Linked DNA regions of Mus musculus: all the other regions are linked to region 5. Evidence: chromatin loops called from intact Hi-C (ENCODE). Cell type or tissue: left cerebral cortex. All regions are shown on one strand. Region 1 overlaps Prr5l (proline rich 5 like). Region 2 has its middle 28 kb from the start of Traf6. Region 3 overlaps Prr5l (proline rich 5 like). Region 4 has its middle 18 kb from the start of Commd9. Region 5 holds the start of Prr5l (proline rich 5 like). Region 6 overlaps Prr5l (proline rich 5 like).

What was found. Peaks named below come from ENCODE experiments on the same cell type or tissue, not always from the same donor. Only the 100,000 strongest peaks of a DNase experiment are listed, where the experiment ranks them.
Region 1: a loop joins it to region 5, with 2.2 times the contacts of the local background. A loop is called at or near these places in 2 of 42 quality-filtered maps.
Region 2: it touches region 5 in a loop (2.4-fold over the local background); 16 of 42 quality-filtered maps call a loop at or near these places.
Region 3: it touches region 5 in a loop (4-fold over the local background); 17 of 42 quality-filtered maps call a loop at or near these places.
Region 4: a loop joins it to region 5, with 2.4 times the contacts of the local background. A loop is called at or near these places in 6 of 42 quality-filtered maps.
Region 6: it touches region 5 in a loop (2.3-fold over the local background); 17 of 42 quality-filtered maps call a loop at or near these places.

What each region holds. Positions count from the first base shown.
Region 1 is chr2:101,728,225-101,733,224 of GRCm38, forward strand. It overlaps Prr5l (proline rich 5 like), which reads right to left. Exons shown (of 9, transcript NM_175181.5): 8 at 1,200-1,326. Among named protein-coding and RNA genes, the nearest start is that of Traf6, 52 kb to the left of the region's middle. In left cerebral cortex, no CTCF peak of the experiment used is centred here; DNase peaks (open chromatin) are centred at 2,994 and 3,436; H3K27ac peaks cover 259 bases.
Region 2 is chr2:101,704,284-101,709,283 of GRCm38, forward strand. No RefSeq gene overlaps it. Among named protein-coding and RNA genes, the nearest start is that of Traf6, 28 kb to the left of the region's middle. In left cerebral cortex, a CTCF peak has its summit at 2,019 (motif pointing right); a DNase peak (open chromatin) is centred at 1,985.
Region 3 is chr2:101,713,077-101,718,076 of GRCm38, forward strand. It overlaps Prr5l (proline rich 5 like), which reads right to left. Exons shown (of 9, transcript NM_175181.5): 9 at 1,209-4,390. The coding sequence ends at 3,990. Among named protein-coding and RNA genes, the nearest start is that of Traf6, 37 kb to the left of the region's middle. In left cerebral cortex, a CTCF peak has its summit at 2,751 (motif pointing right); a DNase peak (open chromatin) is centred at 2,757.
Region 4 is chr2:101,865,560-101,870,559 of GRCm38, forward strand. It overlaps a transcript of Prr5l not described here. Among named protein-coding and RNA genes, the nearest start is that of Commd9, 18 kb to the right of the region's middle. In left cerebral cortex, no CTCF peak of the experiment used is centred here; no DNase peak of the experiment used is centred here.
Region 5 is chr2:101,794,040-101,799,039 of GRCm38, forward strand. It overlaps Prr5l (proline rich 5 like), which reads right to left and starts at 3,668. Exons shown (of 9, transcript NM_175181.5): 1 at 3,433-3,668. In left cerebral cortex, a CTCF peak has its summit at 2,717; DNase peaks (open chromatin) are centred at 2,610, 3,482 and 4,011; H3K4me3 peaks cover 2,214 bases; H3K27ac peaks cover 2,293 bases.
Region 6 is chr2:101,719,480-101,724,479 of GRCm38, forward strand. All of the region lies in intron 8 of Prr5l (proline rich 5 like), which reads right to left. Among named protein-coding and RNA genes, the nearest start is that of Traf6, 44 kb to the left of the region's middle. In left cerebral cortex, no CTCF peak of the experiment used is centred here; a DNase peak (open chromatin) is centred at 3,074.

The DNA.
Region 1 (5,000 bases), 66 kb before region 5:
CCCAGTGCAAATGCTGAAGACAGAAACAAGCAAGTGTCTGCCTTGTATGGTCTTACATCTTAGGCAGTAACTGGAGAATCTTTATCAAAAGTCTTTCATGAGGCTGTTTCTACCAAGGCCATGTTTTTGTTGGGAACTATTCTATAGTATATTGTACTATGACATCAGATGTTTCTACTGAGACTGTCTAGACTGTGCTCTCACTAGGAGAAGATCTGATTCACCTCTAGATTCTATACAGAGACTAAGGCACTGCCTGGTTCTGTAGTACCATACAGCCACCAAATCAGGAGACCCAGGCAGAATCTATTCCCTAATCCAAAAGCCCTGCTGTCCCTTGCAGTGAAAGATCTTATAGTACTTACAGAAGTAGAGTGGGGACAGTAGATGAAAGATCTGACTATAAAAGTGACATGGTGGCTACTGTCAAGGGAAGAAATATCATGGGTGGGTTTCCACTCAAATGAGTAACAGATGTTGGATTGGCTAGTTTTATGTCAACTTGACACAAGTCATCTGAGAGGAGGGAACTTCAATTGAAAAAAATGCTTCCATAAGATCTAGCAGTAGGAAAGACTATATGGTGTTTTCTTAATTAGTGATTGATGGGGGGAGGGCTCAGATCATTGTGTGTGGTTTCATCCCTGCATTGGTAGTCCTGGATTCTACATGAAAGCAGATTGAGCAAGCTATGGGGAACAAGTCAGTAAACAGTACCTCTCTACGGTCTCTACTCAGCTCCTGTCTCCAGGTTCCTGTCCTGTTTGAGTTCCTGCCCTCATTGCTTTTGATATTGGACTATTATATAGAACTTTGAGTGACATAAACCATTTCCTTCCTAAGTTGCTTTTGGTCATGGTGTTTCATTATAGTAACAGTAAGCCCAACTAAAGCAGGTATTATACGAAAATACAGTTTCTGGTATTAGATACAGAAAAACTAATGAGAAAGATCAAAGCCATTGGTCAAAGGAGTGGATGAGACAGGCATTACTACAGAGATTGGAACCAGTCTCTAAGGAAGATTGGTAGAAGGGCAGGGTTGCTGCCACATGGTCTCAGAACATCTGTAACTAACAAACCAAGATTTACACTGGCCTTCACTAGAACAAAGCTCTGGGCAGACAACTGGCGCTTGGAACCTCATTATAAGCATCATTATCCACAAGCCTCTAGACTTCAGAGCTAAGTGCTTCTTACCCAGTGAGTACGTGGGGCCTGAGCAGCTGCGGTCCCCGCTGATGCTGAGAAAGGGAGACACCACTTGCTTCACCAGCTCCTCCAGCTGCAAGTAGCCCTCACTTGGGCCTGTGGGCTCGTGAACACTCTACAAATGAACACCCAAGACAGATAAAGGTCAGTGTAATGTCAAAGCAGTGGACATTTGTCAACACCTGCCAATGACCCTCCTCTGTGCAGAGGGCAGTGTGGCCACAGTCAGCCTCCCTGTGGTTAGAATGAAGGATACAGGCCAGAAGCACTGGGCACTTGTCCCAAGTCAATAGATGAAAATGAGAGAGAACAGGAAATGGAGAGGAGGCAGGAGATGAGAGAAAGGATAAATGCAAGATTTGGAGCTGTGTGACTCTCCCAGGGACATGGGACATGGGGACATGGTTTACACTGAGCCTTTCAGAGGGAGCAGCCCTCATTCCTCAGACCCTCTGCCAGGTTGCCTAGCAAAACACAAATGACAGGTTTTCCTGGCCCTGTACAAAATGAAGATGCAGGGCCTTGAACTGAAAATTAGTAAGAATATTGAAGGGGAGATGAGCGTCTATTAAAACAGACACTGAGAGACAAATGTATATCTGAGTTCAAGGCCAGCTTGGTCTACAGATCAAGTTCCAGGACAGCCAGGGCTACATAAAGAACCCTGTCTTGAAAAACAATACATACATACATACATATATACATACGTACATACATACATACATACATACATACATACATACATACATATGATGTTTAAGAAGCAAATCCAGAAACTGGGCCTTTTAAGAACAAAATCTGGCCGGGCAGTGGTGGTGCATGTCTTTAATCTCAGCACTTGGGAGGCAGAGGCAGAGAGGCAGAGAGGCAGAGAGGCAGAGAGGCAGAGAGAGAGAGGCAGAGAGGCAGAGAGGCAGAGGCAGAGAGGCAGAGGCAGAGAGGCAGAGAGGCAGAGGCAGAGAGGCAGAGAGGCAGAGGCAGAGAGGCAGAGGCAGAGAGGCAGAGAGACAGAGAGGCAGAGAGGCAGAGGCAGAGAGGCAGAGAGGCAGAGAGGCAGAGAGGCAGAGAGGCAGAGAGGCAGAGAGGCAGAGAGGCAGAGAGGCAGAGAGGCAGAGAGGCAGAGAGGCAGAGAGGCAGAGAGGCAGAGGCAGAGGCAGGTGGATCTCTGAGTTTGAGGCCAGCCTGGTCTACAGAGTGAGTTCCAGGACAGCCAGGGCTACACAGAGAAACCCTGTCTTGAAAAACAAAAAAACAAAACAAAAACAAAAACAAAACAAAACAAAAAAATGAAGTCTAGGTTCACCCAGGACAGTGTAAGTGGCATAGTCCCAATTCTCACTCTAAAGGTGAGGGGTGGTGAAGCCCAATGATTATCCCACCCCCAGAAGAGCTCACCTACAGCATGCAAGCATTTCACAAAAGCACTGCGTATGAACAAACACACAGGCCTCCCGACAACCAGGGACAGGTCTCTCTTCCAGTGGATCCAATAAAACCCAGGAGACTTAAGAAAGTTGCTTAGTATAGCACAGCCAATAGATGACAGAAACAAACAAACAAATCCTCCACTGGACTGGAACCCAAGCTGGCTGGCTATGAGCCCATGTGACCACTACTTGTTGCCAGGTTAGGAAACAGAGAAAATGCACAGAAAAGTCCAGGGCAGGAGAAAGAAGGCCTAGAAAGTGGTTCTAGGTGTGTCTCTGCAGTAAGCACAGTAGGAGTCTTCAAACTTGCATGTGAGGTAAAAGCCCTGGGTAAAAGCCAAGTGGCAAAGACCCAGAGACCAGAAAGGACAAAGGCCTAGGCAGGGAAAAAAAGGAGACATGACAGCCAAAACTGGAGGGGAGTTGTAATACATCTGCTTTCTAGAAAACCAGCAGGCTCCTTGTGAACTGTTTCTCACTGCAGGGGGCTTGAAAGTATGCCCTCCTGTTGAGGGGTAGCAAAGACCCAGAGACCAGAAAGGAATAAGGGCCTGAGAGGGAAAAGAGACTTCAGAGGACTCTGTGCTTACCCAGAAAGAGTATCTCCTCAAATTCACAGAAGAGATCCTGAATGGTTTCCCCGTAAAAAGCTAAAGCTCACCACAGCCCTGCAAGTTGTCTGTGGAGTGAAGCAAGTGGGGCCAGCTCCTGCAGATTAGGGATCCATGGTTGAGATGTGGTTCCCAAGTAAATGGGCTTTTCCTTGGCCCTTTTCTGCTACACCAAATGAGGCACAGATGCCTGGGTGTTGGATGGTTTAAGGAAACAAGAAACCTGAAAAGAGGCTACAGATTATATGCAAATTTGACAAAATATAAGCAGGGTTTGCAGTCTGAGACTAAAAAGGGAAGGGAAGAGACAGATGTGGAGAGAGTGACTATATTGGGATGAGCTTGACTGTGGTGCTAGAAACAGGCTTGGCGATTCTCTACCCCCTCTGTCCCAGCTCCACCCTCCCTGAGCTCAGGTAGCAGAATGTTTAGTGTTGGAAAGGAGGGGGGGAGGGGGTGGGACAGGAAGGAAGGCTGAGAGGTGGAGAGAGTAAAAAAGACTAGGACTGGTTGACTGACCCAGCTCACACAGTTCAGTTTATACTCCTGAGTTAGTTAGCCAACTAACTCTCTGACCTTCCAGTACCCTGACGTGGGAAGAACAGGAAGATCCACAGTGGGGACTGTTTCATGGCCCAGTTTTCCAGAACCTCAACACAGCCATGGAACTTCTCAGGCTATATTCCTCACTTCTAAAGGAAGAAGCCATCATGGGACTCAGGCCAGGGATCTTGGGTTCTTCCTAACTGGTTCCATCACTTTCTGAGCCATGCTCAATGAGCACCTACTTTTATGACCAAGGGTGCTGAGGGCACAGCATAGGGAAGAAGTTTAAGAGTTGCTCTGGACAACAGTGTTTAGAGCAGAGAAAAAAATGAGCACCAAGACCCTAGCCCTGCAGGGACCAGGAAGGCCACAGCACAGGTCAGCATTAGAGAGTCAGGTTCTAATGTCTGATGGAGGGATGAAGGGGCTTTAGGCCCAGGGACACACTTGAGCAGATTCCCTAAGATCAGCTGCAAAGAACTGCATATACACACCGTGGTGGGGAAAGGGGACAGGCCAGAGTAGATAGACATTCTGGTACACCTTCAGAGACTTTAAGGGGGGTGATGTCATGTATTGTTGGGTTGTTCCACACAAACCCCAGAACCTCAAAAGGCTTTTGTTACAGAAACAGGTCTGCATGCTCCACTTTCAGATGGGGAGGGTCCTCAAAAGGCAGCCATGACCATACATGGAAAGAGATGTATGGTAGTTAAACTTGACTGTCACTATGGAAACACCCCTTGGGCAGCATATCTAGGTTAATAGGGGTGGGAAGACCCACCCACCTCACGCACAGAGCCATTGCCTGGGCTGTGGTCTCAGGCTGCATAGAAAGAGGAAGCCAGCTGAACACCAGCATTCATCTCTCTCTACTTGCTGATACAGATACAAGATACAGCGTGGCCAGCTGCCTCACCTTCCCGTTACTGTGCCTTCTCCGCAACGATGACTGTAAGCTTAAGTAAGCAGTTCCCCTTCTAAGTTGTGTTTGTCAGGTATTTTGACACAGCTGAAGGGGAAGTAAGTAATACTGGATGGCGTTATAAGTCAAAACAGAAACAGAAAGTGGAGTCCAGCCTCCTAACCTCAGTCCTAGAATCCTCAGGGGCTCCTTTTCCACGCTCCATATTTGGGAGCTAAGCCCTGAATTCAGCATTTCAGATGTAAGCTGCGGGCGCTTTGCCACGCCCATCCTCCTATCT
Region 2 (5,000 bases), 90 kb before region 5:
ACTTCCTTGATGATAAACAACAGTATGGAAGTGTAAGCTGAATAAACCCTTCCCTCCCCAACTTGCTTCTTGGTCATGATGTTTGTGCAGGAATAGAAACCCTGACTAAGACAAATTGGTACCAGCAGAGTGGGGTATTCCTGTGACAACCTGACAATGTTTTGGGGAGGACTGTGGAAGGACTTTGGAACTTCGGACTTGAAGATCCATTCGTTGTTAAGAGCTCTGTGGGATGTTGTGTAGGAGCTTGGAAGATAATGTTGAGAACAGTGCAGAAGATGGAGGTCTGGCTTGTGAAATTTCAGAGGGAAGATTAAAGACTCCTTTCAGGGCCATTGCTGTTTTGATTGTGAAGATTCTGTAGTCAGTGAGTGTGCTTTCTCCACAGTGCCTGAGGCAGCCAGAGTGGGAAAGGTTTACTATATCTTATGGTGTGGGACGATTCAGTCCATGGCTAACCTTGTTGCTTTGGGCCTCTGGTTGCACAAGGGTCTGTGGTGGACCGGCACACATGCTAGAAAGGAGCAAAGGAGCAAGGTGGGCCTCAGAGTCCCCTCCATGTACATATCTCTAATGCCACCTTCCTCCAACAGTCCCCACCTTTCGTTTGTTTGTTGTTTTGTTGCTGGTTTTTTCAAGGACAGGGTTTCTCTGTGCAGCCCTGACTGTTCTGGAACTCGCTCTGTCATCTGGCTGGTCTCGAACTCACAGACTTCTCTCTGCCTCCCGTGTGCTAGGGTTAAAGATGTGCCACCTTACTGCCCAGCAAGTCCTCACCTCTTACAAATTCCATTCTCTCCAAATTTTGCTCAGGCTGAAGCACATGTCCTTTAGGGGACATTTTCAGATCCAAACTATAGCAGTCAAGGTAGAAAATTTTACATGTAATATAAAACTAGGTCTGATCACAGATTTCATACCACCAAAGCTAAATAATAAAACCACACTAAAAGGCAGATTTCCAAATCCTGAAAAATAATAACGATATGCTCATATTAATACCAGATGAGTGTCCATTAATCTTATAAAATCTGGCTGCTGCTTGCCTTTTAGCTAAGATCACATGCAGTAAAACATTTTATGAAGCCTTAATGAGGGGACCAACGGATGTTACAACTTGTTCAAGGGAGAAGGCAAATGACAGGCACACCACGTACTAGGATAGACCTGTAAACAGAGCAAGACTGGGTTCCTCTGCGGGGGGTAAGAGATGAGCAGAGCTTTGCTTTGCATTCAGCTATCTACCAGGCAGTCTTGTTCCGCAAGTCTCCTCAGAACTGCAGGACCCCAAAGCTATGATGTACTCGACTGAACGATGCCGAGTTCGCTGAGGCAGTTCTCCCCACACCCTGTGCTAAAAGCTTAAGGAAATATGTGTGCTGTAAGTAAATAAATCTGGGCCTGGTCTTGCAGCTACTCAGGGTGTAGATACGGGTTCAAAGCCTGCCAATGAGATGGTAAACCAGACATCCCAAGACATCGTGGAAGGAGAGAACTGACTCCTGCAAGATGTCCTCTGACCTCCACACATGCAGGCAGCCAGACACAATAAGTGTATTTCAAGATAGACTTTAAGATGAGGGCTATGGCACTTTTCTTACAGGCTTGAGGCTGGAGATTCAATTCCCAGAACTGGGAAAAAAAAAAAAAAAAAGAATAGTTTAAGGTTCCCTTTCAGCCTGTTATCATACTCCTCTGTCACTTAGCATCTACAAAATTCCAGACTAGAAGATCACCTGACAAGACGACAGAGCAAACCCAATGTACAAACAACGTAGAAGGTGCTGAGAGGCGGCTGCTCTTCCAGAGGACCCACCTTCAAGTCCTAGTACCCACGTGACCACTAACTAACATCTGTAACTCCAGTTCCAAGGAATATGATGCCCTCTTCCAGTCTCCCTGGGCAATGAGCACACATGTGGTTCAGATATAGTTGCAAGCAATATACCCATAAAAATAAAATAAAAATGTATTACTCTTTTAAAAAAAAAAGAACGAGAACAATGCAGCAGTAGGTGGCAGCAGAACTCTACTCCTGAAGAATAAAGCCTTTCCAAAAAAAAAAAAAAAAAGTGTGAAATAGGATTAGTCAGGGGGCCCTGTATCTTTAATTGCTCCATACATTTTCCTGAGGTTGTACCTGAGAAGTTGTATTGGACTCATTTCTCTGGGAAGTCCTCAATTTTTGCTTTAAGCCCAGTGAAAGCTATGAGGTATTTTCTCCAACCGTTGGAGAGCCTTCTCCAATCATATCCACCAATTGGTTGCCAAATAGCTTCAAGTTAGAAATACTTGGGAAGTTATTAGATCATACCATACACTGACATTTCTGAAAGTCAATTACGAGTTAAATTTTAGCTGTTCCATGTAATTCAACTTATACATACAGATTCATGGTCACCCCCAATCCCTGTTTTATCGCAGCTGATGGTGGGTTCACACTTAAGACCTGCTTTGTACAAGTTGTTGTTTAGGAAAATGGACTATCTGGCTTTAGTCCATTCTGAGGTCCCAGTGTTTAGCTGCAGTTATCTCTGTCCCCTCGGAGCGAGAACCAATATGGCGGTAGCATCCTTGCCCATCCAGTTCACTGTGACTTTCTCAAGGTGTTTGAGCAAAGGACCTCCCCCAAGGTGCTCGTTCATTTAAATGCCTGTTAAGCAATAGGGCGTAGCTTAGTGATTAAGTGCTAGCCTAGCATGTACAGGGCTCTGGATTCTGTCACCAGCACTTAAGATAAAAAGAGAAGGAAGAAGAGGATGGAGGAGGTGAGAGGGTAGAGGAGAAGAAAGAGGAGTGTGAAGAAGAAGCTGTCTCCATTACCGAGATCACCTATGGCCAAACCTGTAGCAAACGTGCTGCATTAGACTCCAAGGGGCGCGGGCAAAGAAATCTTCATTCTAAGGACGCTCACGGGCATCTGCAGCAGGAGTAGGTAGTCACTAGCAACGGGAGGAGGGGTGAGTACAAACACATCAGCATCAAATGGGATTGTTAAAAGCAAGACTCTCATACCAGTGTAGAAACTGGAGCGTGTCAAAGACTGTGCTCTGTTCGTTAATTTGTGAATGAACCATAAGGCAAAGCTGATTCAATGAGTGCTTGGGTACAGAGGCTTATAGAACTCGGCAGGAGAAGCACGCTCAAAACAACTGAGAATTCCAAAGTGAGATTACCTGGTTACAGATGAAAATGGCAATGTCCCTGGAAGCTGTATATTTGACCCAAACTAACTAACACACAACTTCACAGTGTCCAGGCTCTAAAACAGAAACTAGAGAATCCAACACATGAAATCCTAGAAAATGCAAACATTCTTGGAAAGATCTGTTAAATATTGGAAGAAGAGGCTATTTGAATTTAGCCTAATTCTTTTAGTTTTACTTATTCTGTTTGTGGTTTTGTTTGTTTGTTTTGTTGTGTTTTTTTGTTTTATTGTTGGAGACAGGGTTTCTCTGGGTAGCCCTTATTGCTCTGGAATTCACTATGTTGATCAGACTGGCCTCAAACTCAGAGACCCACCTACCTCTGCCTCCTTAGTGCTGGGATTAAAGATATGTGCCACTCCAGCCTTTGTGTGTGTGTGTGTGTGTGTGTGTGTGTGTGTGTGTGTGTGTGTGTGTGTGTTGTGTAAACACAGCCAATTATGAAATACCCTCCACACCTCTGGGTGAGAATTCAGGTTGGAGCAGTTATATTCAAAAACAAGAACCAATGACTTAAGGCAGAGGAGGTACTAAGGGAGATTCAGTTTATGTCTGACCTCCTTGGATGTGTGGGAACACGACAGTCACTTCTTCCTAGTATTTAACTAAGCGACTTTTCATATTTTCCTTCAAAACTAGTCATTCTTAACAGCATCTCTTAGAAGTTTATCATAAAAGCTCAGTAAGCTCTCACATCCTATTCTTTGCTCTTAATTGAAAAATTCAAATACTTTGTTTAAACATCAAAATGATCCCCTGCTTTCTGTGACACAATATCCACCTGGGGAGTTAAAAACTATGGCCATCAAGAAATATGAGCGAGAAAGGCTAGATGTCCCAACTCTATACTCTTGCTCTGTGTTTCAGGGGTGGGGGCCATGTATGTGCAGGTGAATGTGTGAGGGAGCCAGGAAGCACACTCTAAGGTCATTCTTCCGGCACCATCCACCTTGGTTTGGGACAGGGTCTCTTACCAGCCTGAAATTCACCAAGTGGACTAGACTGGCAGACCAGGGAGCTCCAGGGATCCTCCTGATTCAGCTTGCCTGGGCTCAGCCTGCGAGTGCATGCCCCCAAGCCTACAGACGAAGCACCTCGGTCCCTCATGCTGGTTTGTAACCTTTTGAGTCTGGAGTGAGGAGATGAGAAATGAAATCCCTGCCTGGAATGAATGCTGGAATTTGGCAGCTTCTGTATTTCAGTTCCTTCTTATTTCAAATGAGATCAACATGTAGTGATACCTTTTATAGAGTGGGATTTCCAGCATGTCCTTTGATTTCTCCCCCACTCCTCCTCCTCCTCCTCCTCCTCCTCCTTCTTCCTTCTCCTCCTTCCCCTCCTCCTCCTCCTTCTTCCTTCTCCTCCTTCCCCTCCTCCTCCTCCTTCTTCTTTAAGATTTATTTATTTATTATATGTAAGCACACTATAATATAGCTGTCTTCAGACACCCCCAGAAAAGGTCATCAGATCACATTACAGATGGTTGTGAGCCACCATGTAGTTGCTGGGATTTGAACTCAGGACCTTCGGAAGAACAGTCAGTGCTCTTAACCTCTGGCCCATAACTCCATACCCACTTTGATTCTTCTTTTGTGGCTGTTTTCCTCTCTTTAATAACAAGGCTTTGTCTTTGTCTTGTCATTAAATTATCTTAAAAAGTCTTATTTGGGTGTCACATAAAACTCTGTGCCTTGTGCATGCCAAGCTTGTACCCTCCCACTGACTAACTGTAAAGTGAGTTAATAAACTCATTTCACAGGACAAATTCATCAGTACTTCATTCATCTTTGTAGT
Region 3 (5,000 bases), 81 kb before region 5:
AAGGCTTGGGTTCCAACCACTCCAGTCTCCAAAGAAGTAGGTACCTTGTTTATTTTTCCATCACTGTATTCCTAGCACCAAGTAAAACATTTTACAGTAAAAGCACCCCCAAAGTATGATGGGTAACTCAGCAGGCAAATGGATGTGTACAGTGGTATACCATCAAGCCATGGTAAGCCAATGAGTAAAAACGAATGTACTTGGGTTAATCCTGTAGTTCTCTAAGATAGAAGTCTGACCAGTTCTCACTGGCTAGAACCAAGGTGTCAGGGCTGTGTTTCCGTCTAGGAACTCCCACGGATAATGTTTCCTTGGCTATGCAGCTTCCACAGGCTGTCCACCTTCCTCTGCCTATGGCCATCTCACCTCACCACTGAGGTAGAATACCCAATGGCCATGTACCAGCAAAACTACAGCGTAATTAATCAGCGGAGACAGCCCCTCTCAGACACGTTGATTAAGCCTTTCAAGGCCTCAAACTAACCGCTCTGCTAAAAAGTATTTATGCAAAGAGTAAAACATTATAAATGTCTTCTGTCAAGCAGAATCAGAAAGAAATATGTGAGGAACCCATGATAAATACAATACAGTGAGCATCCCTTCTGGGTCAAACACTCTAGGAGGAAAGACTGGGCAGTTTTTTCTTTCTTTCTTTCTTTCTTTCTTTCTTTCTTTCTTTCTTTCTCTCTCTCTCTCTCTCTCTCTCTCTCTCTCTCTCTCTCTTCTCTCTCTCTCTCTCTCTCTCTCTCTCTCAAGCTCTCTGTTTGGTTTTAGGGTTTGGAGACAGGGTTTCTGTGTAACATTGACTGTCCTGCAACTTGCTGTATAGACTACGCTGGCTTCCAACTCACAGAGATCTACTTGCCTCTGCCTCCCAAGTGCTTAGACCAAAGGTATGTGCCACCACTACCCAGCTTAGGGTATTTTAAGATTGTGTTTTAAAAGAGGCCTTGAAGGGCTATTTTAGTGTTTTCTTATCTCAGTCACAGATCAGATGCTTTTCCATGACAGAAAGAACTGGCCTAACCAGTTCAAGGATGGCCAATGAAACCAAGGGCCTGACTCTGGAGAGGAGACCATGGGACAAAGGAACAGGTAGCACACAGACAGTGTGAGGAGTTTTGAGGGCAGAAGGCACCGTGGCCAGCTTTACTGTGCTTGCAAATTCAACCAAAACACACTTGAAGCATTCTGTACAGCAGCACCCATGACATAAACAATGTTTATTGTATCTATTTTGAAAACAGACAACCAGAAAGGAGTTTAGTTTGTGAGTTTCTGCAGAGCCCAGAGCTGGGATTGTTCCCTGTCACTCACATTCAGCTTGGCGTTCAATAGCAAAATAAAGCTCCACGGTACCAGGGGAATGAAATTTGGTTAAAACTGCTACAGGAGGCACTCTTGCAATAGGCCTGATGGCTTAAATGCCCAAAAAATGTCCATAAAATGTTTATGTGTATAATCTGGGAGATTTCTGTAATAATACCAGATATGTCCAAAGAGAAACTTGTAAACTGTGTAAAGTCAGTAGCAATGAAGTTCTACGGCCTGGACACTTTCAACACAAGAGCTCGTGTATTAAACTGACAACTTCTGTCCTTGACAGAGACATAGAAGATAAGGAAAAAGGCATTTACAAAGCACACATTGTTAATCTTATCAACAAAAAAAGCAAACCCAAACATGACTAATTACTTTGCCTCGATCAATAAATAATCTCAAGTGTGTGCTTGGTGTTCTAACAAGAACCTGGCCATCAGTTAAATAAACTGCAATGCTCTGCCTGCTGACATGTTAATAACTTTATGGAGTTTAAAAAATTATTGTGTGTGTATATGTGTGCGCAAGTGTGTACACCAGAGTGTACTGTCCAGTGCTGTGTTCATGCACACACACTATATGCATTCAGATGCCCTCAGAGGAGAAGAACATCAGATTCTCTGGGTCTAGAGTTATAGTCATGTGGCTGTGAGCTGCCTGATGGGCTAGGAACTAAATCACATCTTTTGGCCTTCTGCAAGAGCAGCAAGTGCCTTTGAGCACCAAGCCACTTCTCCAGCCCCCACCTTGTAGATGTTAGACACCACATACAGAAAGATTATTTTTCATTTGAAATTCTCAAAGGAATCTGAACATTTCTTTTTGTGTATCTAAGATGTGTGTGTGTGCACACATGCAGACATTTCTCTTTCGTTATTATCTCTAGGATGGACAAAATTAAAACATTTTTTTAAAAAAAAATACAATTTCTAAAGCAGAACCCATCAACAGCACAACTGTAGTCATATTTCAGATCTTTGCCTAAAGGGAGACACCATCAAGGCTTAGAAGAGCTTGAAGCGCCTCTTCTCATGTTAACACCTTATTTTTTTTTTTAAGATTTATTTATTTCATATACGTGAGTACACTACTGTTGTCTTCAGACACACCAGAAGAGGGCATCAGATCCCATTACAGATGGTTGGGAACCACCATGTGGTTGCTGGGAATTGAACTCAGGACCTGTGGAAGAGCAGTCAGGGCTCTTAACTCCTGAGCCATCTCTCCAGCCCCCTGTTGACGCCTTATGTATTGAGATTTCATCAACAAAAATTCCAAAGGCTAACCAGATCCTGATAGGCCAGCACACACCACAAACAGGGTCGGGAGAGACCATCTATATTTTTCTGAGCTTCAATTAGCAAGACCAACCGATTAAGAGGAAGCCAGGGACTTAGCGTAGACAAAAAGTTCCCTTTCCCCAGCCTGCAGGGGGCAGTAGTGAGGACCTAGCATAGTAATAAAGTCTGATGCTTCAAATAACAACATGACACAGATGTGACAGGGATCCCAGACACTTCTGGGTACTTCTGTAATCTCAGGGAATAAACATCCCTCCAAATAAAACATGCCCACGTCCCTCTCTGTCTACTCTAAAGCAGGCACAGTCCAGCCGGCCACAACACTTCCCTGCTCATGAGACAGTCTCCTGAGGCCAGCACAAACCTTCCCTAGAGGCCAAGACACTTACAACACAGGCCATTCCAGACAGTGCTAGCTCCTCCAGAGCTGAGGTATGTGAGTCCTGCCCACGACTGATCCTTTTGTTCGGAGCTAAGCGGTAGCCTTTTGAAGGGGTCCACTTGTGTTTAGTCTGCAAACACACTCACTGGAAATGAACAGTGCAAGATCTTATGTGCAAATATTTGCAAACCTTTTTTTTTTTTTTGAGCAATACACATTTTATAAATTCAAGTGAAATCCAGGTACAGGTCTAAGTCAGTTGCTATCAGCCACCCTCTCATATACACACCAGAAATGTGGCTGGTTCCTGAAACTGGAGTGACGGTAAGGCACCATTTACTGAGAAGGTTCACTGAGAGGCGCAATGCAAGACAAAACTCTGCCAGCTTTGTAGGTTCTCCTAAGCCAAAGCTCATGATGTAGACAGCACATGACATCTGAACATACATAAGAATGAACCCTCATCCACAGAGTAGCACAATGATTTCCCAGTAACTCTGCAATTAAAGTGATGAGGACACATTCCCAGGACCAGGTGTGATATGGGCTGCAGTTGACTTCCATGCTATACAGAACCTCTACTGTTCTTTCCACCCATTGGCTTCTGCCCCCTAAGATGATAACGGGAACCGCAGAGGCTGGCACGTTTCAGATGCTTGTGTGTCATCCAACCTTCTGCTACAACGCCAGAACATTATAAACTAGGAGCATCAGCCAGTCCAATAGGATGGGGAAGGCCCAAACATAAGGATCCCGGTGAGTCAGGCAAGGCTGGAAGTCAGGAAAACAGTGGTATGAGGAGCCAGTCATAGACACCAGAGTGGGGAGGCCGACAGATGTTTCCCAAAGGCATGAAGACTTGGCTTGTGCCCTAAAGTAAATAAGGCAATATTGCTCAATGCAAGAGCCCCCTTGGTGATCCATGGAGGAGGAGAGGTGCCCTCATCCTAGCTCTAAAGTAGGAACGGGTTCCTGGAGGTGGCGGCTCAGCTGAGGGAAGCACAGTTCAGCTCTGAGTCCTCCTGGCTGCCACTTGCCACGTCTTCTAGTTCCAGTTCATCGGGGCTGTCGAGGATGCTGGGTTCACTGGAGCACTGGCGGTGTGGTGGGGGGAAGCTGGGTGGCAAGAGCAGGTGTTTGTCCTCGCCGCCAGCCTCCTCCCCCAACCCTGAGTGCATCATGGTGGCCATCGCCAGCAGCTGGATGTCTGAGTGGGCGTTGGCCACTGTGTGCCGCCGGACACTGCCACACTTCTCCAGGTATGCCTCCCCTTCCTGTTCTGTTAGAGGGGTCAAGACCATCTCGTTCAGTGGCCGGCCAACCGTGGTCATCAGAGAGGCATAGTTCAGGACAGTCACCTTGGGCCGGACCCTGGAATGCCTCCTGGCTGCAAAAGAAAAAGCAGTAAAAGCTGTGATCTGGCGGACTGGTGGTAACAGTGACCGGAAACTTCCCCTGGAAGAGGGAGGGAGTAACTTCTGGGAACAGCTTTAGTGGAGCCCTACTGAGTGCAATGGAGAACAGGGCTATCTAAATGTCATGCAGTTTTACCTGTTTACAGCAGATCCCGAACCAGGTCGTTCAGAAGCCTATAGTAAACGCTCACCTAAAACTTTCCTGGATGGAATGAGCGTGCAATGCCCCCACCCCATTTCTTGGTGAGGTCTGAGCTTCACTGAATTGGCCTTTAATTCACCATCTTCTCATAAGACATACACATTAGCCAGGGCTTCAGAAAGCTACTCAGGAGGGCTGGGGAGGGTACTTCAGTCACTAAAGTGGTTGTATTGCAAGCCCCAGGACCTAAGTCTGATCCCAGGAACAAGCAAGCTCAGGCCAGCTGCAGTGGTGTGAGCTTACAAATCTAGAGCTGGAGAGGGGGAAACAGGCAGAACCTTGGCTCTGGCTGGCCAGCCTGCCTACCCTACTTGGTAAGTTCCAGGTTAGTGAGGGACCCTTCTTAAAAAACAAAACAAAGGAACTCAAACCAGAAACCA
Region 4 (5,000 bases), 72 kb after region 5:
GGGGGAAGGGGGAATCTGGAGAGAGAACCCTCCCATCCCTTATCCCTTAAGTGAAAGCCCACTCCCAGCGACTCACTTCTCCAACAATGCCACACCTCCTGTTTCTTCTAATCCTTTCAAAGAGTCCCACTCCCTAGTGATTATGCATCCAAATATATGTGGGCTGTTTTTACTCAAACCACAACAGTCCTGTATTTCCTTTTAGATTTCATTGTCTGTGTAACCTGGGGAAGCATGCAGTTCTCCCTCCCTCCCTCCCTCCCTCCCTCCCTCCTGCCCAGTCTCATGGCATCTTTTCAAGAGGAATCATCTGGGAGAACGTATCCTTTCTCCTTCTATACCTGATAGCATCCCGTTTTGTGGCTGTACTATATTTAATCGGCCCCTTATCAATGAACACAGATTATTTCTAATCTCTTGCTACACTTAAGCTGATATTTTAATTTTATGTCTGTGCCTTAATTGGCTTTAGTGCAGAGAGAAGAAAGGAGATACCATCCCAGAATTCCAACACGACCTTCCACTAAATACTATCTAAAAAGGGGGAAAATAAATAAAACTCACTCAAACGTCTCACTGCAATAATAATGTAAGTTTTACTGACTTAGTAAATCTTACTAAGTAAGATTAATCTTACTAATATAATCTTACTGCTATGTCCACCCACCGTACCTGAGAACCCTTTTCTCCTCAGACCAGAAAATAAAAACAGGCTAAGCTAAGTCGTCTCTGGCTGTGTTATATCTTAGAACCATTTTAAAAGTAACAGACCTCTTCGACTTTTCATTGTACTTGTAGCGGATTCATTAAGGTAAATCAAAAGTTAACCTTGCACAGCTTAGCAACCCAAGGGCAAGCAGGGGGCTTCTCTTCCTAGGCTGGGGCTGTAAAGAGCCAAACAACAAGCTCTCTGCTAAGATATTTGTGTCCCAACCCCTGCTCCAGGCCAACAGAGGCATTCCTCACACCAGTGCTAGATTTGTGTATTTCTTTTCTGTAACTTCTTTAGGGTTCTTACTAGAGAGCTATGCTAACCAGCCACTACTTTACATGAAACTAACACCAAGCAATGAAATAGGAAAGACCCCTGACTTCTGACATCTTTGCCTTGTCCAAATTTAGTTACTGTTCTCAACTCTTTCCTCTGCATGTTCAGTAAGTAATACCACCATTTGCATCATCTCAGCCAATGACTGAACAAAGATGGCTTAAATAAGTAAGCCAGCTTCCACCTCACTTGGTTGAGATAACCTAAGAAACACATTTTCGACTGTTTTCCAAAGTTCTCCAGTAGGACCATGCGTATTCTGGTAATGCACTTGCATAGTGTAGCAATCCCTGGCTTCTCCGGACGTTGGTGCTTGTAGAGAGAATAACTTATGTATTATATGATGCATCATCTGACAATTAAAAAGCCTATCGTAGGCAAGAAATAAAGGTAGGACATCTGGGAGGCAGAAAGGGTTCTGGATAGAGCCAGGAAGGGGAGACTCGCAGGGAAGATGTGATAAAATGGATATAGAGTCCTAGAGCATAGGTAACCAGCCATGTGGCAGAAGGTAGGCTAGAATGAATGGGTTATTTTATGCATATGTCCTGAAGACAGAGAAGTACTTGAGCACATTCTAATGTATCTGAGCCCAGTAATAACTGTGTGTGGGTAACTGTCATACACTTATATCTTGGCCAAGTCACAGTAGCTAGAAAGTCAAATCCCTTTGAGATGTCAGCCTGTGATATCTCACTAATTAAAAAAGCCAATGACAACTTCTGACTATGGTAAAGAATAGTAGTATAGAAGAGGAGATGATGTTATAGATGGTATACAGATGTAAGTTTGTAGGTCATATAGTTAGATCTGCCTCTAAAGAGCAATCTCCATTCACCAAGGTCACTATACTCAGGCTGGTGGACTATACTTCCATAAAAATTAATGTCCACAGAAGTATTTTCAACCATCAACTGAAGAAGCTAGAGTAGAAACAATCACGTTTGACTTCTTCTTGAGTTGGAAAACTCTGAAACGCGCACTCCCCAGTGGCTCTCGGGGTTTTAGAAGTTAAACTACAATCACCATTACAGGGATAATTTTCCAGATAGCACCACTTTTATGGGCCAGTTTTCCTTGCTTTCTCAGTTTCCTGGTTTAGTAATAGAACTTCTATTCCTGGTGCCCTGTGTGGACTAGACACATGGGAGCTGCGTAAAGATGTGCCTCCAAGTTATGATCAAAGGACAAAGTATTAGCAAGTGGTTGCCCTTATTGTATGCTGTCGAAGACTTGTGTACTGACCAAGCCTCAGATGAAGAGTAGTTTGGTCCAGTGCACAGCCCGCATCAAACCATACAAAGACATTCTTCTGAGATTACTTTCAGATCTGGGTGCAAATATCTAGCTCGGCTCAAATACTGACACGGAGGCAAAGAGCCACCACACAACTCAAGGATAACTGGATGGCTGAACACTGATGCTTACGAGACTGTAGAAATAAGCCAGGCATGGTGGCGCACGCCTTTAATCCCAGCACTTAGGAGGCAGAGGCAGGCAGATTTCTAAGTTCGAGGCCAGCCTGGTCTACAGAATGAGTTCTAGGACAGCCAGGGCTATACAGAGAAACCCTGTCTCAAAAAAACAAAAACAAAAACAAAACAAAAAGACTGTAGAAATAACAATATAAGGATAGCTGAGTTGTTGGGTGTAGTTGAATCTTCTCATCCTTATATTGAGCCTAATGGTATACACGTGTGTGCATGTGTGTGCGCGTGCGTGTGTGTGCGCATGTGTGTGTGTGCGCGTGGCACATGCACACATCCACACACATGAGTCTGTAACTATGGCTTTCCAATTACAATAAGTAACAAAGACCTAAGGGGCAGAGAAGGTGGAACCTTTTCTTCACCACTGCCACCTCCTACATCTTCATTCTATCAGGTTTTTTTTGTTGTTGTTGTTGTTTGTTTTTGTTTTGTTTTGTTTTGTTTTTGTTTTGTTTTTTTTCCCAAAGCAGGTTGAAGAGAACCCTAAGGGTGCCGAGTAGGAACTTGGCAGGTTTAGCCAATAGTGAAAGACTTGGTTCTAAATGGTCATTGTTTGTATTGTAGTCAATAATCAGTTTTCCATGTTAACGTTTGAAAAGAAAGCACAGTTAGTAAACTAGGGATAGACATGATCATCTTATTCTTACATCAACCTCCAACTTGCAGATAAGGACAGTGAGGTTCAAAGACACAGACAAGATACAAGCCAGATTACTGTGTGCAACTGTGGTCCAGCCGCATGCCACACCCGTCACCCTTTCCTCTACATTCGCCTGAGTGTAAGAGGTGATGATGAAATGCATGGTTTAGCAATGTCTTGGCCATGAAGTTTGTTTGGGTCACAAGGGGTCACAGAACAGTTTATAACAAGTGTAGGGTTTGGGTTCTTTCAGGAAACTCACCAAGTCCATTCCCATGATGAGCTCTAGTCAAGGCAGCTGCCCTAAGAGTTGCTTTAATGGGACATATCCTCATAGCTTGCTCTCCATGTCCTCACATTTGAGCAATGCTCCCAAACATCCATCTCCTATTGTTCCAATGATGTTATGAAGAAAGAAAGAAAAAATAAGAAAGAAAGGGAGAGAGAGAGAAAGAAGGAGGAGGAGGAGGGAGAGGAAGAAGAGGAGGAGGAGAAAAGGAAAGGAAAGGAAAGGAAAGGAAAGGAAAGGAAAGGAAAGGAAAGGAAAGGAAAGGAAAGGAAAGGAAAGGAAAGGAAAGGAAAGGAAAGATAAGAAAACAAGCACTGGGCTGGAGAGGTGGCTTAACGGATTAAACTTTTGCTCTGCACAAGCATGACGCCCAGAGTCTGGATCCCCAGGACCCATGTAAAAAGGACAGCGTGAATCCGTCATCCCAGTTTCTCTGTGGCAAGATTGACAGTGAGACCGGAGAAGCCTTAGGACCTCCCAGAGAGTGTGGCACACCAAGTACCTGCCTCAAACAGGGTGGAAGGTGGAGATTAACATCAAAAGTTGTCCTCTGACTTCCACAACTATGGCATGGTATCCTTACCCCAAATCACACACACACACACACACACACACACACACACACACACACACACACACACACACAAAACAAAGAGAGGTACTGTGCCTTGCCTGAAGGTCTGTAGGTGAGCTAGGACAACCCTCCTACACATGGAGCTCGGTTCTGCCTCCTCTAACTGATTCTGAGGTTGAGGGAGAAAGGGCTGTAGCCACTGGCAGCATAGTCTTCCCTCTGCAGGTATACACAGCCAAGCACACAGTAGAAGCAATACCTTGTTATATGCTATCACTTCCACCAGCAAAGTCAGTCTAAGGTTGAGTCCAAGCCTCAGATTGTCCCATGGTGCCGAAAGTGAATGAAGATTTTCTGGCTGACACCCCTGTCTCTCACTCCGGGTTAAGTATGTGCTTCCCTGAGAGAGGTGTGCCTTTCCAGAGTCCTTCAGCCCTAATCCCCAATTAATTCTCCCAGTGAAGCCTGCAAGCTACCACACACCTATCACCCCTATGGGACTTCTCCTGAGAGACTTGAGAGCATGAAGTCACTGCATCCCAGCCTAGAGGTCCCCAAGAAGGAATTATTCAGCTGATATAGGGATACTTTTTTCTATTACATATTTTCCTCAATTACATTTCCAATGCTATCCCGAAAGTCCCCCATACCCTCCCACCCACTTCCCTACCCACCCACTCCCATTTTTTTTTAGCAAGATTTTATCGAAAGGACCCAGATATAGCTGTCTCTTGTGAGACTATGCCGGGGCCTAGCAAACACAGAAGTGGATGCTCACAGTCAACTATTGGATGGATCACAGGGCCCCCAATGGAGGAGCTAGAGAAAGTACCCAAGGAGCTAAAGGGATCTGCAACCCTATAGGTGGAACAACATTATGATATAGGGATACTTAAAAAGCACTTTGCTCCTATGCTTTACCCAAACCAAGTCTTCAACACCCTGCTTTATAAAGATTC
Region 5 (5,000 bases):
GTAGTTCGTTCCAGATGTAGTCAAATTGACAGCCAGGACTAGCCATCACATTCGCCAAGTCTTATTTGGCTGTGTGACTGAGGGCCACGCCTTCCCAATATAGTCATTCTCTATATCCACTCTACATCCCTTTCATTCCATGGAACTGTCCTGTGGCCTTCCTTTCCCCCTGTGTAGGGGCCCCCATGCTGCTGGAACACTGACTCCTGACTCGGGAGCATCCATGGAAACCACCAGAACCATCTTGAGAAACTTGGGAGTCTGCCAAAATGTGAATTATCTCAAGTTGATCTCTGATGGTTTGTCTTTGTCTTGAGTCATTTATGTCCCGGGTCCCCTCTTGACTCCAATGTGGAATCTTCCCTTATAAAAGTCATGCCCTCTGCTTACTAGGTAACCACTGTTTCCAGATTCTGCACCCCACATCCTAGATAAGATACACAAAATATCTTGCCTTCAAATTTCAGCCACAGGGGTATTGATTTACTCTTCGGTGTTAGTAAGTGAGCATCATCTAAAAGCATTGCCTCTAACTTGTTTACAGTCTGCCCAGAGGCAGGTATCTCTCCAGACCAAGCCCTTCATGACAGGCATTGTAAGTATGCAATTACAGAGACTCACATGCTAGTTCAATCCTATGCTGGTTTGGTTCTGCAAAAAAAAAATAAAAGGGCTAAAGAGAGAACATCTGCATTTGAGAAAAGGCTGTGCATTTGTTTTACCTGGTAAAGGACTGTATCAAAGCAAGGCCACAGGGGCACACATTCATATCATTACTAGGACAGAGAAATGTGTCCAGGGTGGAAGGATCACAACGCTTGTGCTGAGTTGCCCCTTCTCTAGATGAGTGGATTAAGCGTTGAACATACACTAAGTTAATGAGTAAGCTGAAGTTGGAACACTCAGGTAAGGCCCATCAGTGTGAGGTTCTCAGGTAGTCATTGCAATGGTATTCGTCAACAAGATAAAGAGCTTTTTTAGTAATTGTGCTGCTCTATGACGTTTGGAAAAAAACGACTACAAAGACGATGATGATGATGATGATGACGACGATGACGAAGACGCAACATGTGGACCATGGAGATGGCTCCATTGGTAAAGTGTTTGCCGCACAAGCTTAAGGACCTGAGTTCGGATCCCAGGTCTCCTGTAAAAAGCCAGACTCGAAAACTTGCTGGAATCCCAGCAATGGTGCAGGTATGCCCAGGAGCGCCCAGGGACTTGCTGGCCAGCCAATTAGCAGAATCAGTGAGTGGCCCTGACTCCAAAACTACAAATCTGCTGAGGAAGGCAATGACATTGACCTCTGGACTCAACACACACAGAGACACACACACATGTAACCAACTATATGATTATCTAGTGAACATCTGAGAAATCCAGCAGAAAGGGAGGATATCTCCAACCTCCATACTTAGAGTGGCAATCTATTGCGACCTAGTCTGACCTCTATCCCCTGTGCATGTAACCTAAAACGGACTACTTACATTGTTTGAGCTTCAGTGTGCTCACTTATTCAGTTGGCACACAGTAGTGCTCCACCAACGTTCTGGTCAGGAAATATCACCAGTCTCGGTGCAAAATGTCATCATAAAGTGAGAAGAGATGTTTACAATTTCCCCTGTTTTCCGAAGCAGGTTTTTCTGCTTTGAAGAGACTGCTATAAAAGCACACCCACTGGAATAAATACATACCCGTGCCCCTCCAGATCCGGAAGAAAGGAGCTTCAAGGCTTTAGAAACCAGCTAGACTCAGGTTAGACCTACTGTAAGCAGGCTCATTTCTACTTCCAGCTTTCTTGTACACATTTATAGGTCCAGCTGTTAGAAGTGTGGTTAAAACACTAGAAAAAGTGGTGGAGGAACTACACTCTCCACAGTACCAAGGCCGTTTCGGGAGCTCAGTACTAGAGCTCAGTACTAGAATGAGGCCTCTTCTGCTCCAGTTCCACCTGACAGACCAACTTACCCTCCTTAGCTGCATAAGGAATCTCATTGGGGACTAATTTTAAAATGAAGCTAAAATCATTTCCCTCCTAACTCAGTGGCAGCTTCGTGTTAGCAGTAACAGCACTTTCTACCACCAAAGCGTCTTAGCAGAATTAGCAATGACATTTGGAAGTACGTGGGGAAAGTATCAGTTCTAATGAATGGTCAAAAGAGCAGTCTTGAAGGCTGATGGATGCCATGCTGGAAGCTGGCAGAGGCTTGGGGTTGGGGGAAGCTGATGGGATGGAAGGCGATTGTCCAGGACCACTGTAGTCCTTATCTGAATTTGCATGGGCAAGAATTCCAAAACTCCACCCAAGTAAGGGATGCCTGGAGACGTTTTTCCAAGTGGGTCTCCGCAGCAGACATGTAGCTGAGCCGCCGCGCGTAAGCATCTCGTCTTGTGGGGCGCGACGCAGCGCAGTAATTGAAACCTTGCACACCGCAGGATTGCAGTGGCGTCTATAAATACTCTCCACTTTACTGCTGACAAGCAAAACGCGGGCTTCTGGCACCGCGGAGGAAGAGGCGGCGGTGGCATGTGATCCCCGGCAGGGCGCGGGTAGGAATCGGGGAAACCCCTACTGCCAACAAGGGCAGCACCCCAAAATCTATTCCTGAAGGATCCTTTGTAAGCACACCTAGTCCTTGTCGCTGTCCAGGCACGAACTCTGGGAACCGTAGTCTGGTCTAGAGGTGCGGGTCCCACAGCGCCCCCTGTGCGTAAAAACGCGCAGTGCGCACACGAGGCGCGCAGAGGAAATCCCGGCCCAACGCCCGGCGGGCGCGAAAGTCGAAGCGGAAAGGGGACACCGTGGGCGCCTGGCGCAGAGTCGCAGTGAACTGTCCCGAGCTTCTCACCACCACAGGCTAGGTCTCCCTCGGGCTGTCCCCTGGCTACAGTAGCCTGCCCAGCGCTCCGGGCCAACTGGTCTCCATCTACTACCTCGACTCTCACGCCTCCCTTCAAGAAAGAAGGGGACGGCTGAGAGGATGGGTTTTTCAGGCGAGTAGCCTCCTGAGCACTCATGACTGTAGATCTGCCCCTCTGGCCTTGGGAGGATGGTGCAGATACATTCTTTTTCTGCCTTCTAGCTTACTAGGGTCCCACGCTTGGCAGGATTCCCCCAAAAAGGGTTCACAGCGCTTCCTCTCCCACCGTGACCCACTACACTCAGGGCGGCCTGCCCCTTCCCTTACCCACCTCTTGGTAGTCTACCTCCCCGCCTACAGCATCCGATGCGGAGGTTCCTTAACCACGCGGAGTCTCCCCTCAGTCTCGCTGTCCCCGTGCCCCCACTCCCACCCCCAGATCACGCCAGGCGAGTTATTTTCCGAGCCTGCGAAGTTGCAGAATGATGACTTCAGGCCCTCCAGGGACTTCCCCACTCACCCCCTTGGGGTCCCCGGCGTGAGTCACCCGAGCCGAGCCGCGCACACCCACCGCTCGCCTCCGTCTCGGACTCTGAGCGCTCAGGAAAAAGTTTCCGGTGTTCCAGGGAAAGTTTTCTTGCTGGAGAGAAACTAGCGATTCGGCTGGTTCTCGCCTCGCTCGCTCGCTCGCCCTCCCCAGGTCCTCTCCCAGCTCTGCCCTACGCCGGGTCGCGTCCTGCCCAGGTTTCTCTCCGCCGTAGCTCTCAGAGTCAGGCTGGTGACTGTTTCCCTCCTCTCTCAACTTACGGCCGCCTCCTCTCCTCCTCCCTCTCCTCCTCCCACTTTTCCTGTCCGGTGCACATCGCTGTGGTTTCTCTCCAATGCCCCCGCCTCGCTTCACCCCCATCCCACGCCTCCTCTCCAACAACAAGAGTAGGCGGAAGACCCTGCGCTTAAATTCATTTCAACAATTTCAGGAAATCCAAGGTCGTGGTCCTAAAAAGCAGGGGAGGATGCTGCAAATCAGGGGAACTCTGCACTACCTTTCGAAAAGCCAAGAAGAGTTTGGTCTCCCACTGTTAAACCCGGGATGAGAAACGTCTCCAGGAGTCCAGAGGTGTTCGTGCGACCAGATACAAAAGGACTGGAGTTCTGCGGAACATTTCTGAGGCTGAGAGAGGTTTTGTTGCTGCTTTGGAGCGCGCACGCGCGAATGCGTTTTAAGGAAAGATTTTTCAAACCGATTCCACACTTGTTTGCGTCTCTTCCTTAGCGTTGTAAAACGAATTTAAGGATCTGGGGTTCAATTTTTAGGCGAAGGTTTCACGAACACGACATATCAGAATTGAAACCACAGAAAACCAACCAGTTCGAACATTTTAAAAATGTAAAATAACTTTGGAAATTCCTTGTTGTTGCTCGGTAGGTGCTAAGAATTTGAGCTGGTGGTGGAGTAATCAGGATCCTAGCACGATGGTGTTTAACCTGTTGGTCGAGACCCCTTTGTGTGGGGTGTGTGTGTGTATGTGTCACATATTAGATATCTTGTATATCAGATATACACACAATGCATAACAGAATTACAGTTAAGTGGTAGCAACAAAATAATTTTATGGTTGGGGGCAGGGGGGGGTCACCACAACATGAGGATCTGTATTAAAGAGTCACGGCCTTTGGAATGCTTAGAATCCCTGTAGCACTTTGGAGGTAGAGGAAAGAAGACCAAGAGTTTAGGTCATCGTGCTCTACACAATGAGTTCAATTTTTCATCCTAGGTTATATGAACCCATCTCAAAAAACAAACAAAACAAAACAAAACAAAAACCCTTTTCTTTAACATTTCTCTCTCTCTCTCTCTGTCTCTCTCTCTCTCCCTTTCTTTCTTTCTTTCTTTCTTTCTTTCAAGATTTATTTATTTTATATATGTGAATACACTGTAGCTGTCCTCAGACACCAGAAGGCATCAGATCCCATTACAGATGGTTATGAGCCACCATGTGGTTGCTGGGAATTGAACTTAGGGCCTCTGGAGCAGCAGTCAGTGCTCTTAACCGCTGAGCCATCTCCCATCTCTCCAGCCCACTTTTTCTTTTTTTTTTTTTTTTAATGCAACTGTTGTAGGACTCCCTGCCTAATTTT
Region 6 (5,000 bases), 75 kb before region 5:
CGGAATGGCAACGGACAATAAGAAGGAATTTATGCACAATACTTGTACCCTCAGAGACACACATTTCTATCATGTTCTCACATCATAAAAATGGATACTTCTAAAACGGAAGTACTGGAAGACCTCACAGCAGCAAGGACCTAGCTAAGGGACCATCCTCCAAACAATGCCCCTAGGAACAACTTATTTCTCATACTACTTTTACAACCAAGCACCATGGATCAGCTATAGGGAAACTTCAATCAGCCTAGCAGAAGCTGAGCCCATCACATTGAGAGGACACATATTAGAAACCAGTCTCTGTACCTGAGGGAAAGCAGCCATCTGCAGGGTAGAGTCTGTGCAGAGACAGAGCTGGAGAGAAGGGAGGAGCTTTCCCATTTCAGTGTGAACATTCACTCCCAGGAGTTAGGAATATCCTCTACTTGGGGAAGAGGTCTACAGAATGCACCATCACTGGTAAGAGACTGAGAATTTATACATGACTAAAACCGGGGCAGACAGATTAGCCAGGGTGGGCAGTCCGGGAAGAAAACAGAGTTGGAACAGGAGCTGGGCCTGGGGAGGACACAGGAAAAGTTGAGGGAATGCAGACTCAATTTGTGTAGCTGAGACACACTGTACCTCTGGCTGAGAGATTTTCATGGGCCTCATCTTGCTGGAAGGAGCCCAGGAGAGGTGTCTCTGAGGGTTTCCTGGGCTCCATCCATCATTCACTGAGGTCAACTGCATGAAGGGCTCTACAGGCAGTCAATTAACAAAAGGCCACTTGGACTGTGGCTGAAAAGAGCTGAGAATTGAAGCCAGGGTCAGACTGGACCAGCACTGTATGTGTGCTCATGATTAAGTACGTACATACATACATACATGCATGCTCGGAACTATACCTGCCTTAGCCTTCAGCAAACAATTCTAGAGCTACACTATGTAAAATGCACTTGACTATTAAAGAAGAGAAGCATGGACTTGATGGGGGTGGGGAGAAGTCTGGGTCTACACACTTAGGCCTGTGCAGAGAATGGAGGGTAGAGCCAGGCTGAAGCTCTGTGCTAGGTGCCCAGCTGGGTACTGTACCCCAAAGGAGATGCTTCACCAACCCAGTCTCTCTTGCTGTTCTGCAGACAATGAACATGAAGTCTACAGTCACAATTACTTACAAAGCCAAGGCTCACATCTGGGACCCACAGCAGACCTCCCCGCTTTTAGAGTAGCAGGAAAGGCACATTCAAGAGAAACTTCTGGTCAAGAGGAGAACATCTCTGACCTGCTGGGAGACCCAATGTTTCAGTGGGGCAGGATCTATGCCTTGACCACGGAACTATGGCCGGGAAAGCAGGGTCACCTTTAAGCCATGCTAAAGAGATAGGCAGAACTATTATTCCTTTAGTGAGCTACTATATTTTCCTATCTAGAATTCCCCTGACACAATGCCTGAAGTTCAGCCTGGTCTGCCTACAGTTCTGAGAAAGCTGTAATTTTCCTGGTTTGTTTGTTTGGTTTGGTTTTTGATCTTTTATTCACTTTTCTTTTCGATGCTGACTTAAAACACACGGATGCTTTTCCTGACACCGCAGGCTTCCTTACTCTTTCTCTGCCGCTCTCGTCCTTGCCACATGGCCACTTGTTACCACATGATGTGCCCCGTTCCAGTAAGTCAAACCGTATGCCCAATCCCTCAGACTTTCTCCTCCGGGCAGCTGCTGAAATTTATACCTTGCCTGTCCTGGTGTAATTTCTTTTGTTTTTAGTATTTTTATCTTCTTTGAAATTCCATACACCGTATTTTATTTTGATCATATTCACCTCCAGCCCCTTCCCCTAATTCATGCCAGACCCATCCCTCGCCCTCCTACAACCCCACTGATACGGCTTTCAATCTTTTGTTTTAGTGGGCCCCTCCCCACTCCATCCCCCCAGGACAGGGTTTCTCTGTGTAGCCCTGGCTGTCCTGGAACTCACTCTGTAGACTGGGCTAGCCTTGAACTCAGAGCTCCATTTATGTTGCCTCCAGAATGCTGAGATTAAAGGCGTGGACCACACCAGTGCTGCTAAATCAAAGGACATTCCCCCTAATAGAAGTTTTTCATTTCAACTCCAATAAAATTGTCCTTCAACTTCCTCTTAAAATTATTGTATTAATGAGACTAAGAACCCTAAGATGCAACCTTGGTTTCCCTGATATCAATGTGAAAAATGTCAGAGTAGAGGTACCAAGAGTATCCTGGAAATCCAGAGAACCGTGTGTGTGTGTGTGTGTGTGTGTGTGTGTGTAAGAGACATATATCTCACATGTACACATACATGTGTGTGGACATGCTTATGGAGGCTCTCTCAACCACTTCTCCACCTTAGATTTTTGAGACTGGCTCTCACCCTGAACCTGGGCCCCCACCAATTCAGCAAGCTCCAGGGATCTCATTCGTGGGGTTGAAGTTATACCACCATGCCCAGCATGGATTCTGGGGTTAGGTTTCAGTCCTTACCCTTGGCAAGCACTTTACTCACTGAAGTATCTTCGTAGCTCCTAGAGAGAGGTCTTGAAGAAAGAGCACTTCAGATGGCCGTACTACTAGGGACTGGTTTATAGACTCAAGTCACACAGACCTCTCTAGGGTCTGGTTACAAAGAAGCATGTCTTCCCTGGCTTGCACAGCTCAGGGAGGAGGGCAATCAAATCCCACAGCTTGACAAGGGTTCGAGTCCAGGGAAAGATGAGTAGGTAATCCTCACACCTGGAGGAAGAGGGGGACAAGCTACTCCCAAGGGGCCCATGATATGTGGCACTGCCTGTTTGGCCCCACCATCAATGCTCTTTCTTCTTCATTGCTCCCAGAAGAAGGCCAGAGCTGGTGTTCAAGCCTCAGGCTGCTCCAAGAAGGTAGGTAGCTAACGCCAGACTACACAGTTGAGCCCTGATCCTTGTAGTCACTGAGGCCCCACACTTTCCACACAGCCTCCTCTCTCACCCTGAAGGGACTTGCAAGCGAGGCCTACAGTTAGCACTGCCTTTCAACTCTCAGGAAGAATGTTTTGGTCCTAAACTTGATGCTGGCAAAGCCCAGATCACACGGACCCCGTGGTTTGCCAAGTCTGCTGGCAGACAGTGCTTCCTTGATGAGCTGCCAGTCACTAGAGTTAATCCTCAGAGAAGTCAGCTGAAGGGTGACTCCCTCAGTCAACCCCAATAGGCTCCTTGGGAAGCCTGCAAGCCAAAGGCTGAGACCTGAGGACCATGGGCTCAGGGGAAATGGGGTCTCCCACAGAGGCACCCACTGAGATTGTCGTCCTAGGAACTCCTGAGACACCTAAAGTCTGGGCTTTCCTTGTAAAGCGGCACTTTTTGCAGAGAGAGGCTTGTCTGCTACCTTACCATCCTTAACTTTCTTTTGAAAGCCTTTTCCTCACAGGTCCCTAACCATGTCAGGCATTAATTTCTGTGGAAGCCAGCAATGGCAGTTTCTTTTAGACTCCTAGAGAGGCAAAGCTAGGGTGGAGCAGTCCTTTGTTTGGGGACTGGCTCCCCAGTAAGCCTTTGATCTCCTAGGCTCCCAGAATGCCCCTGCCATTGCGGGCTCCTGCTCCAGTCCAGAAGCAGCAAAGGCCCACAGGGCCTTTGTCATGCAGAGAAGGTAGTGTCCAGCTGGATAGGCAGAGGCCCCCAGGGATAGGCAGAGGGCCCCAGGGATATAACGGAATGAGGCTGTGGAGGACTGGGAGGGCTTTTTTAGGGGAGGAATCCAGCCTGGGAATGTTTGCTGCAGGGAAGAGGCCCTGAGAGCCCCAGAAAAATCCCAAGTAGCTCAGGAATTTGGGTAACTTGAAAGGTAGCACTTGGGCCTGGCCTCCTGCACTGTGTGTGTGTGTGTGTGTGTGTGTGTGTGTGTGTGTGTGTGTGTGTGTGTGTGTGTGGTGTTGTTGTTGTTGCTGCTTTTCTTTTAGATTCACTGCTACCCTCCTTACTTGATACTTCCATTTTCCTCTTGTAATCTGAAAAGAAAAAGTGGGGCTTTGGAGGGGAGGGCTTGCACGCATGTATGAACACACACGTGTGCACACACACAAACACACACTCCATTTGGACCCTTGGATAGAATCACTTATCTATTGTTCTAAAGCAAATCCAGGTCAGGCAAGACACTGCCTCGGTATCTCTGGAGTCCAGGATGCAGGGCACACAGCAGGGATATAGGGCAAGTATTGGCTTACGGACAATTCTGCTAGGTTCCGCCCAGCAACTGCCTAGCAATAGCTTTCATCATCAACCGAAGCCATTACTACCTGTGCCTCAGCCAGGGGCAAGCCTCCTATGGCAGCATACGAGAAATGCTCGATACCCCAGACGCCTTCCTCTTCCTCCCTCACATCTTCTTTTTCTCCCCCGGCCCACCCCCCCACACTGCTCCCCCGTGTTTCCAGGTAGCCTCTCTTTCTCTCTTTCTGTTCTTCTCTATCGCCCCTGCTCTCCCCCCCCCCCATAAGCTTTCTTTATCCTAGATCTGTCACATGTGTGATTTCCCAGGGTGACACTTTGGCAGGGGCCTGCCTGGTACTCCCTCACTCCTGCTGCATTATCTCACAATTTATATTTCATAACAGCAAGTCTCTACCTTTCTTGCCTGCAAAACTGGGGCACTTCTCAGGCACCCCAAGAGTGAGGGTGGCACCACCCTCCTTGGGCCATGTACATCTGCCAAAGCCTGGACAGGAGTGTGCAGCATGGCTGTTGGCTGAGTAGCCTTTCAGATGATGGTCCGGCTGCCTTGGCAATCTCGTGTTGGTCTCAGGGGAGACACAGCACAGCCCTGCCTCAGCTAAAGCATCTCTCATGAGTCCACTGCAACTCTTAAAATTTTTTTCATTGTCCATTCTTTAAAAGTTATGTGTATCTATGTGTGTCTATGTGCAGGTATGAGCACACATGTGCACCTATTCACATGCAGGGTTAGAGGTATTGTAATCTCCCTGGAGTTAAAGTTACAGGGACTTGGATTGGGTTCTAG